2 separate regions of the Homo sapiens genome follow, and region 2 is linked to region 1. Evidence: chromatin loops called from intact Hi-C (ENCODE). Cell type or tissue: prostate gland. All regions are shown on one strand. Links, peaks and the distances in the headings refer to the core of each region. The heading gives the core; the rest is flanking DNA.

Region 1 (4,923 bases), core at 1,223-3,722:
AGTTCAGCAGCATTTAGTACATTCACAATGTTGTACAATCACCACCTCTATCTACTTCTAAAACATTTTCATCACCCCAAAGAGAAACCTCATATCCATTAAGAAGTCATTCTCAGCGGTGGCTCATGCCTGTAATCCCAGCATTTTGGGAGGCTGAGGCAGGTGGACCACCTGAGGTCAGGAGTTCGAGACCAGCCTGAGTAACATGGAGACACCCCGTCTCTACTGAAAACACAAAAATTAGCAGAGTATGGTGGTGCACGCCTGTAATACCAGCTACTGGGATTACTGAGGCACAAGAATCTCTTGAACCTGGGAGGCGGAGGTTGCAGTGAGCCGAGATGGAGACACTGCACTCCAGACTGGGTGAAAGAGTGAGACTCAAAAAAAAAGAAGTCATTCTCCCTTCCCTCTGTTCCCAGCCACTGGCAATCACTCTGCTTTCTTCCTTTAAACATTTGACTACTCTGGATATTTCAAATAAGTGGAATCATACAGTGTGTGACTTTTTGTTCTGTTTTCTTTCACTCATCATGTTTTCAAGGTTCATTCTATGTTGTAGCATATATCAACACTTCACTCTTTCTTATGATTGAACAATACTCCATTGTGTGGATATATCTTTTATTGTTTATCTATTCATTCACTGATAGACATTTGAGTTGTTTCCACCTTTTGGCTATTGTGAATTGTGCTGATATGAATACTCATGCTAAGTTTTTGTTTAAATACCTATTTTCTATTCTTTGGAGTATATACTCAGGAATGGAATTACTGGGTCATATGATTGTTGTATGTTATTTTTATTGCAAAACTTACTTGGCTGAAATTGTGTTGCATTTTGATGATACTGAAAGATTTTTGCATTGTATGTTTTGGCTTTTCTGTTGATATTCCAAGAGCTCTGCCCTATAGCAGGCTGGCTTTTGTGTGTTAGTTGGTTAGTGTGTTTGGTCTTTTAGAAAGGGGATTACAGTTTATAATTTTTCATCATGTGCTGGCAAAATAACTCCCTGGCTAGAAACAAGATTTGGACAGGAAACAACAGCTTCTGACCTATTTGTAATTCTTTTCCCATCCCTATTATTTCAAATGGATTGAAAGTCAATTAGAAAAAATGCACAGAAGTTCTCCCAGATTTATTTTTCTGTGTCCTATCAGAATCATTACCAATGAAGCTGTTGCTTTTTGTAATAATTGTATAAAATCATTAAGTGAAATTTAGAGGCAGCATAGCAATTATGTATTTGGAGTTCGCAGCCAGAATACCTGAGTTTGAATTCCAGCTGTTCAATTTACTACTTGTGATATATTGGGCAAGTTCCTTACTATCTCTGTGCCTCAGTTTCCTCATCCGTAAAATGGACCTAATAATAGAAACTTTGTAAGGATGCAGTCTTTAGAACAGTGTCTGGCATGAGGTCAGCGTTTGTTGAATATAAATCCACAAATTCCTCCGGATAATTACAATACCCATTACCAAGATAATAAATTAGCTCTTAATCTATAAGGAGGTCCTTATTTATTTTAGTTTGACAATGCCTGTCAATTTTCTACAAAAGAACAGAGATTTCCCCAATAGATATCCTATAAAAGATATTGAAGGAACACTATGGGACAATCAAATTTAATAATTCATCTAAAATACCTAAGAACAGATATTACAAAATTTAAAAACAGTTTTACCAATGACAAAACACAATGTACTATAACAGCCACCTGGGCGTGGTGGCTCATGCCTATAATCCCAGCACTTTGAGAGACCGAGGTAGGTGGATCACTTGAGCCCAGGAGTTTAAGAGCAACCTATGCAACATGGCAAAACCCCTCTCTACAAAAAATACAAAAATTAGTCGGACATGGTGGTGTGCACCTATAGTCTCAGCTGCTTGGGAGGATCGCTTGAGCTCAGGAGGCTGAGGCTGCAGTGAGCCATGACTGTGCCACTGCCCTTCAGCCTGGGAGACAGAGTTAGACCCTGTCCCAGAAACTAAAAAATAAACAAATAAAAAAAAACAGCCCCCATCTTTTGGTTTTGAAGTCAGGATTCTTTTATTCATTCAACAAGTACTTATTCAGCCACTACAATATTCCAGACACAGTACTAAGTATAGAATAGTGAATAAAACAGACACTATCCTCATGGAACTTCCAGTCCAGTGGTGGGGACAGAAGTGAAGAGCAAGTTAACTGATAATTGCATGGCTACAATTTATGGTAAGAAGTAGGTAAAGAGAATACAGTAAATAACTTAAATACTATAATGCATATAAAGTGCTTAGAGGAGTGCCTGGATCTTAGAAAGTGTGCGACAATTGTTACCTATGACTATGATTTCAATAATCATTATCATTTATCCAGTTTATTAACCTTTAGAACATAAAATCCATCTTAAATGTAAGTTTCCTGCCCTCTAGTGGGGACTTTGAGTCATAGCCAGACAAAAAAAGGGTTTTTGACATTTCAGCTGCTTTTTTGTTGTCCTTGTTTGAGACGGACAGAGTTTCGTTCTGTTGCCCTGGCTGGAGCGCAGTGGTGCGACCTTGGCTCACTGCAGCCTCCACCTCCCGGGTTCAAGCGATTATTGTGTCTCAGCCTCCCGAGTAGCTGGGATTACAGGTGTGTGTCACCACGCCGGGCCAATTTTTGTATTTCTAGTAGAGACCAGGTTTCACCATGTTGGCCAGGCTCGTCTCGAACTCCTGGCCTCAAATGATCCGCCCACCTTGGCCTTCCAAAGTGCTGGGATTACAGGCATGAGCCACCACAACTGGTCTTTTTTTTTTCTTTTTAATTTAAATTAAATTTAATTTAATTTTTTTGAGACGGAGTCTCGCTCTGTCACCCAGGCTAGAGTGTAGTGGCAAGATCTCGGCTCACTGCAACCTCCACTTCCTGGGTTCAAGTGATTCTTCTGCCTCAGCCTCCTGAGTAGCTGGGACTACAGGCGCCCACCACTGCACCCTGCTAATTTATGTATTTTTAGTAGAGACGGGGTTTCACCATGTTGACCAGACTGGTCTTGAACTCCTGACCTCGTGATCCACCTGCCTTGGCCTCCCAAAGTGCTGGGATTACAGGCGTGAGCCAACATGCCAGGCCTAATTTTATTTTTTAATAGAGATGAGGCTTCTCTATTCCCCAATAGATATCATATAAAAGATATTGAAGGAATGCTATGGAACAACCAAACTTAATATTTCATCTAAAATACCTAAGAAAAGATATTACAAAATTTAAAAACAGTTTTACCAATGATAAAACACAATGTACTATAACAGCCACCTGGGCATGGTGGCTCATGCCTATAATCCCAGCACTTTGAGAGACCTAGGTAGGTGGATCACTTGAGCTGTTTCCCATGCTGGTCTCAAATTCCTGGCCCTAAGCAATCCTCTGGCCTCAGCCTCCAAAAGTGCTGGGACTACAGATGTGAGCCACTGCGCCTGGCCCAGCTGCTATTTAGTGAGCTCCTAAGGGCTGGAACACGCAGAACAGAACCACAGGCCAGACCAGACATTTGCCTGCCATCGACTCCCCTTCTGGGAAGCACAAAGGCTCCCCATGCAAGCTCGGTGCCATGTGACCTCACCACTCTCCCTGAGCAGCCATCTAGGGTCAGCCAGAAGCCTGTGAAGTGGCCTGGGGTGGAAGCTGTAGTAAGCAGGGCTCCTATACAGGAGGGTAGCAGGTCCAGCTAATTGGACTTCCAAAATAAAACAGGGAAGAGACCCTTCATCCACAGTCAAAGAAAAGACATGGAAAGTATATGAACCATGATTATGATAGAACACCAGAATGAATGATGCCTGATGTGGGGGTGGCCAGGACTGCCTCCCATCCCAAAGACAGTACAGTAGCCCCAAGGAATTCCAGCTAGGGCTCATGACTGTTACCTTCCCTGAGCATCTTCACCATAAACCCAAATTAACCCAGGTGGCTCTGACATCAAAGAGTCTAACCAACAAACATGCTTTAAATACGCCATCCCATTTCATCCTCACAAGCTTCCTAAAAAACAGGTATTATCATCCCCATCTTACAGATGAAGTACTCCAGGCTCAGAAAGCTTCAGTGAGCCACCTCAGGTCCTGCAGCTAAAAACTGGCAGCACAGGTTTTATACCTACTTTGTTCTGTTCTCAAAGCTCATGTTTATTCCACTACCCCATACCTCATATCCCATGGTATTGAAGCCTGAGTTTATTGGAGTCATGAGATGTTCTCCCCACATTTTATTATAACAAAACCCTCTTTAAAAAAATTACTAGGTTAAACAACTTTAGTCAAGTTGTCAGATAATGTTTTGTACAAGCTTTAAAATAAGTGAACACCTAGGTACAACTTGATCTTTTGCTGCATAATCTTCGAGTATTCCTTTAATCAACTCACCCTGAATCTAATCATTGAAAAGTCTTTCCCAGCAGTTTGGCCCCACACTCTTGGGGACTGTTCTCTGTTTAAGCTGTGGTCGGATGACTGCTGTCCAAAGTCGCTTAAATTAAATTCGGGTGCTCTCAACCCAGACCGCACGTTAAGAATCACTTGGATAACTTAAAAAAATTACTTACACTGGGGCTTCATCCCACACCAATTGAATCCAAATCACAGGAGCAGGTGGAGCCCAGGCATCAGTACTTTTAAAACTTGCCAGAGGTGCAGGGTACAGTGGTTCATGCCTGTAATCCCAGGACTTTGAGAGGCTGAGGCAGGAGGATCACTTGAACTCAGGAGTTTGAGACCAACCTGGGCAACATGGTGAATGAAACCCTGCTTCTATAAAAACCACAAAAAATTAGCTGGGTGTGGTGGCGCACATCTGAGATCCCAGACACTTGAGAGGCTGAGGTGGGAGAATCACTTGAGCCTGGGAGGCAGAGGTTGCAGTAAGCCGAGATCGCATCACTGCACTTCAGCCTGGGCA
Region 2 (4,923 bases), core at 1,004-3,503, 640 kb before region 1:
GGGTGACAGAGTCAGACCCTGTCCCAAAAACAGACAAACAAAAACAAAAAGAAGGCATCCAAATAGGAAGAGAGGAAGTAAAACTATCTTTGTTTGAAGACTATATGATTTTATACCTAGAAAACCCCATAGTCTCTTCTCAAAAGCTCCTAGAGCTGATAAACAACCTCAACAAAGTTTCAGGATACAAAATCAATGTATAAAAATCAGTAGCATTTCTATATGCCTACAATGTCCAAACTGAGAGCCAAATCAAGAATGCAATTCATGACTATTGCATTCACAATAGTCATACACAAAAACAAAGTACCTAGGAATATACCTAATGAGGGAGGTGAAAGGTCTCTACAATGAGAATTACAAAATGCTGCTGAAAGAAATCAGAGATGACACAAATAGAAAAACATTCCATGCTCATGGATAGGAAGAATCAATATTGTTAAAATAGCCATACTGCCCAAAGCAAGTTATAGATTCAATGCTATTCCTATTAAACTACCATTGAGATTCTTCCCAAAACTAGAAAAAACTATTTTGAAATTCATAGGGAACCAAAAAAGAGCCCAAATAGCCAAGGCAATAATAAGCAAAAAGAACAAAGCTGGAGGCATCACACTACCCAACTTTGAACTCTACTACAGGGTTACAGTAACCAAAACAGCATGGTATTGGTACAAAAACAGACACATAGACCAATGGAACAGAATACAGAACCCAGAAATAAGACTGTACACCTACAACTATCTGATATTCAACAAACTTGACAAAACAAGCAACAAGGAAAGGAATCCTTATTCATAAATGGTGCTGGGATAACTGGCCAACCATATGCAGAAGGTTGAAACTTGACCTCTTCCTTACAACATATACAAAAATTAATTCAAGATGGATTAAAGACAAATGTAAAACCCAAAACCATAAAAACCCTAGAAGAAAACCTAAGAAATATCATTTTGGACGTAGGCCCTGGCAAAGATTTCATGACGGAGATGCCAAAAGCAATCGCAACAAAACCAGAAATTGACAAATGGGATCTAACTGAACTAAAGAGCTCCTGCACCACAAACACAAACAAAAGTCTATCAACAGGGTAAACAGACAACCTACAGAATGGGAGAAAATATTTGCAAATTATGCATCCAACAAAGGTCTAATGTCCAAAATCTGTGAGGAACTTAAACAAATTAACAAGCAAAAGCAAACAACTCTATTAAAAAATGGGCAAAGGATGTGAACAGACACTTCTCAAAAGAAGACATACACATGGCCAACAAGCATATGATAAAATGCTCAACATCACTAACCATCAGAGAAATGCAAGTCAAAACCACCATGAGATACCATCTCACAGCAGTCAGAATGGCTATTTATTAAAAAGTCAAAAAGTAACAGATGCTGGAGAGGTTGTGGAGAAAAGGGAATGCTTACACACTGCTGGTGGGAGTGTAAATTAGTTCAGTCACTGTGGAAAGCAGTTTGGATATTTCTGAAAGTACTTAAAACAGAACTACTATTTGACCCAGCAATCTCATTACTGGGTATATACCCAAAGGAATAAAAATCATTCTATCATAAAGACACATACATGCGTATGTATGTGCATTGCAGCAATATTCACAATAGCAAAGACATGGAATCAACCTAAACGCCCATCAATGGTGAACTGAATAAAGAAAATGTTGTACATATACACCATGGAATATGATGCAGCCATAAAAGAGAATGAGATCATGTCCTTTGCAGCAACATGGATGGAGCTGGAGGCCATTACCCTAAGTGAATTAACACAGGAACAGAAAACCAAATGCCACATGTTCTCATTATAAATGGGAGCTAACCATTGAGTACACGTAGACACAAGGAAGGGAACAATAGACACTGGGACCTATTTGAGAATGGAAGGTGGGAGGGGGGTAAGGAATGAAAAACTGCCTATCAGATACCATGCTTATTAGCTGGGTGATGCAATAATCTGTACACCAAATCCCTGCAACACACAATTTGCCAATGTAACAAACCTGCACATGTACCCCCTGACCCTAAAATAACCTAAAATTAAAGAGAGAAAAATAAGTAAATAAGTTTCTAACAATCATTTATGTGATGCCCATACTGCTGAACTAAGGACCAAACTTTGAATTGCAAGGCTCAAAACCACCTACTCTCTTGAATAAAGGTAGTTACCTTGAGCTCTCACAAGGGGGTGCAATGGGCAAACAATTCTATTGCTATTCATAATGCATTGAATAAATTCATGGGATGTGCTTTTTTCCCCGCAGCTGCTTTGTTAATTATTATTTATTCCATGGAGGGGGCACAGTAGATGTCTCAGTGTGCTAAAAATAGATTTTCCTTTAAGCCATATTTTCTAAGAATTCATCAAGATTATGTTCACAGAAAAGAAAATTTGATACCTCTGTGATTAGAAGTGTCAAATAAAAATATTACTAAAGTTATTAGATATGAAAGATCAGAAATATGTGAAAATAATTATAGTAATAATAAAAGCATAATGATAAGAGCAGTCATTTATTCATACCTATTAAATGTGTGGTAGAGGACTAGCTGTTTTACTTAGATGGTTTCATTTAATCCTCACAACAACTTTATAAGATAGGTAATCTTGCCTTCATTTTACAGGTAAGAAAGCTGATGCTTAGAGAAGTTAAATAAAATGCTCAGGTTCTGGAGGTCATAGTGGAAGGGAAGAATTTAAAAATGCTCCATCTTTTCCCAAAGTCTACACTCTTTTGTGTTGCTTCCAGGGAATTTTCTGTTGGGATATAGAGGAGTGATACAGAATTATTGATTTGCCATACCATTAAAAAATTGAGATATGATTCACAAACAATAATGTGCAATTTCGACATTTTCAGAATAACTACGAGGCTGTGCAACCACCACCGCTATCTAATTGCGGAATATTTTATCATCCCTCTTTTTGAGCTGGGATATCCATCTTCTGGTCTTAGATGTTTGAGTTCCTGGTTCTCAGGCCTTCAGAATTAGGATAATTACACCACTGGCTTTCTCAGTTCTCCAGCTTGCAGACAGCATATTATGGGATTTCTCAGCCTCCATAATTGCATGAGCCAGTTCACATAATAAATTGCTCTATCTATCTATCTACCTATCTATCTCTATCAATCAATCAATCATCTGTCTTCTGTTAGTTCTGTTTCTCTAGATAGACCTGACTAATACAGTCCCCAGAAGAAATCCCATACTCATTAGCAGCAACTCTCCATTCTCCCTCCTGAAGCCTTTAACAATTATTGATCTACTTTCTATTTTTAAAGATTTCCGCATTCCAGACATTTCATATAAATGCAATAATACAATATGTGACCTTTTTGTGTTTGGCTTCTTTCACTGAGTTCAGTGTTTTCAAAGTTTATCCATGTTGTAGCATGTATCAGTGCTGCACCCCTTTTTGTGTCTGAATAATATTCCATTGTATAGATATACCACATTTTGTTTGTCTCTCCGTCAGTTGATGGACACTTGGGTTGTTTCCATTTTTAGCTGCTACGAATGTTCATATGCAAGTTATTGTAAGCATATGTTTTTAGTTCTCTTCAGTATATATTTAATAGTGGAATTGCTGGGTCCTATGTTTAGCTTTTTGAGGAACTGCCAGACTGTCTTCCACAAAGGCTGCACCATTCTACATTCCTACCAGTGATGTCTGAGGGTTCCAATTACTCCATATCCTTGCCAACACTTGTTATTGATTAACCATACTCTTTTTGTTTGTTTGAGACAGGGTCTTCCTCTGTCACCCAGACTGGTATTCAGTGGCATGATCATAGCTCACTGCAGCCTGAAACTCCTAGGCTCAAGTATCCTCCTGCCTCAGCTTCCCGAGTACCTGGGACTACAGGCGTGTGCCACTATGCCCAGTTAATTTTTTTATTTGTGTAGAGATGGGGTCTTGCTGTGTTGTCCAGGGTGGTCTCAAACTCTTGGGCTCAAGCAATCCTCCTGCCTCAACCTTCCAAAGGGCTGGGATTACAGATGTGAGCCACTGTGCCCAGCCTGTCATACCCCGTTGATAATAAATTAAAGAGAAAATCACCAAATTCTTAAAGTAAGATGCCCTTTAATTTTTTTTTTTTGAGACAGAGTTTTACTCTGCAGCCCAGGCTGGAGTGCAGTGGTGCAATCTCGGGTCACTGCAACCTTCATCTTCTGGGTTCAAGCGAGTCTCTGGCCTCAGCCTCCCTAGTAGCTGGGATTACAGGCATGCACAACCACGCCCAGCTATTTTTTTGTATTTTTAGTAGAGATAGGGTTTCACCATGTTGGCCAGGCTGATCTTGAACTCCTGACCTCAACTGATCCACCCTCCTCGGCCTCCCAAAGTGCTGAAATTAGAGGCATGAGCCACCATGCCCAGCCTAATTTTTTAAGAACAGTGAAGGGACTTCTGCTTGCTTCTCTGTCATTGACTGTGTGACCCTGTAGCATGATGTGGCCCTTTAGATTTTCAACTGTGTATTTGGGATAATAAAATACGATTTGCCTCCCTGGTAGTCCTGCCATGAAGCTAACACAAAACAGCTAAGGCATGAGAAAGCACTTTCACAAATGAAAGAACTGTGAGTGCCCCTCGTTGCATGGGCCCTTTCCAAGGCCCTGGCCTGGATCTGCTCTGTAACCTTTCTCCCTTTGCAGAGTGGCATGGGCGTGGCCAAGGGCATGTTGAATCAAAGCTAAGCTGAGTTGGCTTCTAAATGACTTGTTTCTAATAAGGTGAGTCCTAGATATCAAATACATCAGGGCAGTATTTCCATTTATTCAATAACAAACTGTAATGCACTTAGTACCTGTACTAAGTGCTGGGAATACAATATTGAATAAGATAATTGGAAATTTTAACAGTTTTCTTGGATACCAATGGACAGAGCAGACATAAAATAA

The links. Hi-C counts contacts between places; a loop is a spot of excess contacts. Peaks named below come from ENCODE experiments on the same cell type or tissue, not always from the same donor. Only the 100,000 strongest peaks of a DNase experiment are listed, where the experiment ranks them.
Region 2: a loop joins it to region 1, with 7 times the contacts of the local background. A loop is called at or near these places in 36 of 110 quality-filtered maps.

What each region holds. Positions count from the first base shown.
Region 1 is chr9:110,215,419-110,220,341 of GRCh38, forward strand. No RefSeq gene overlaps it. Among named protein-coding and RNA genes, the nearest start is that of C9orf152, 9.7 kb to the left of the region's middle. In prostate gland, for the core only: a CTCF peak has its summit at 2,428 (motif pointing left); a DNase peak (open chromatin) is centred at 2,443; H3K27ac peaks cover 405 bases.
Region 2 is chr9:109,572,289-109,577,211 of GRCh38, forward strand. No RefSeq gene overlaps it. Among named protein-coding and RNA genes, the nearest start is that of MIR3927, 63 kb to the left of the region's middle. In prostate gland, for the core only: a CTCF peak has its summit at 2,190; a DNase peak (open chromatin) is centred at 2,193.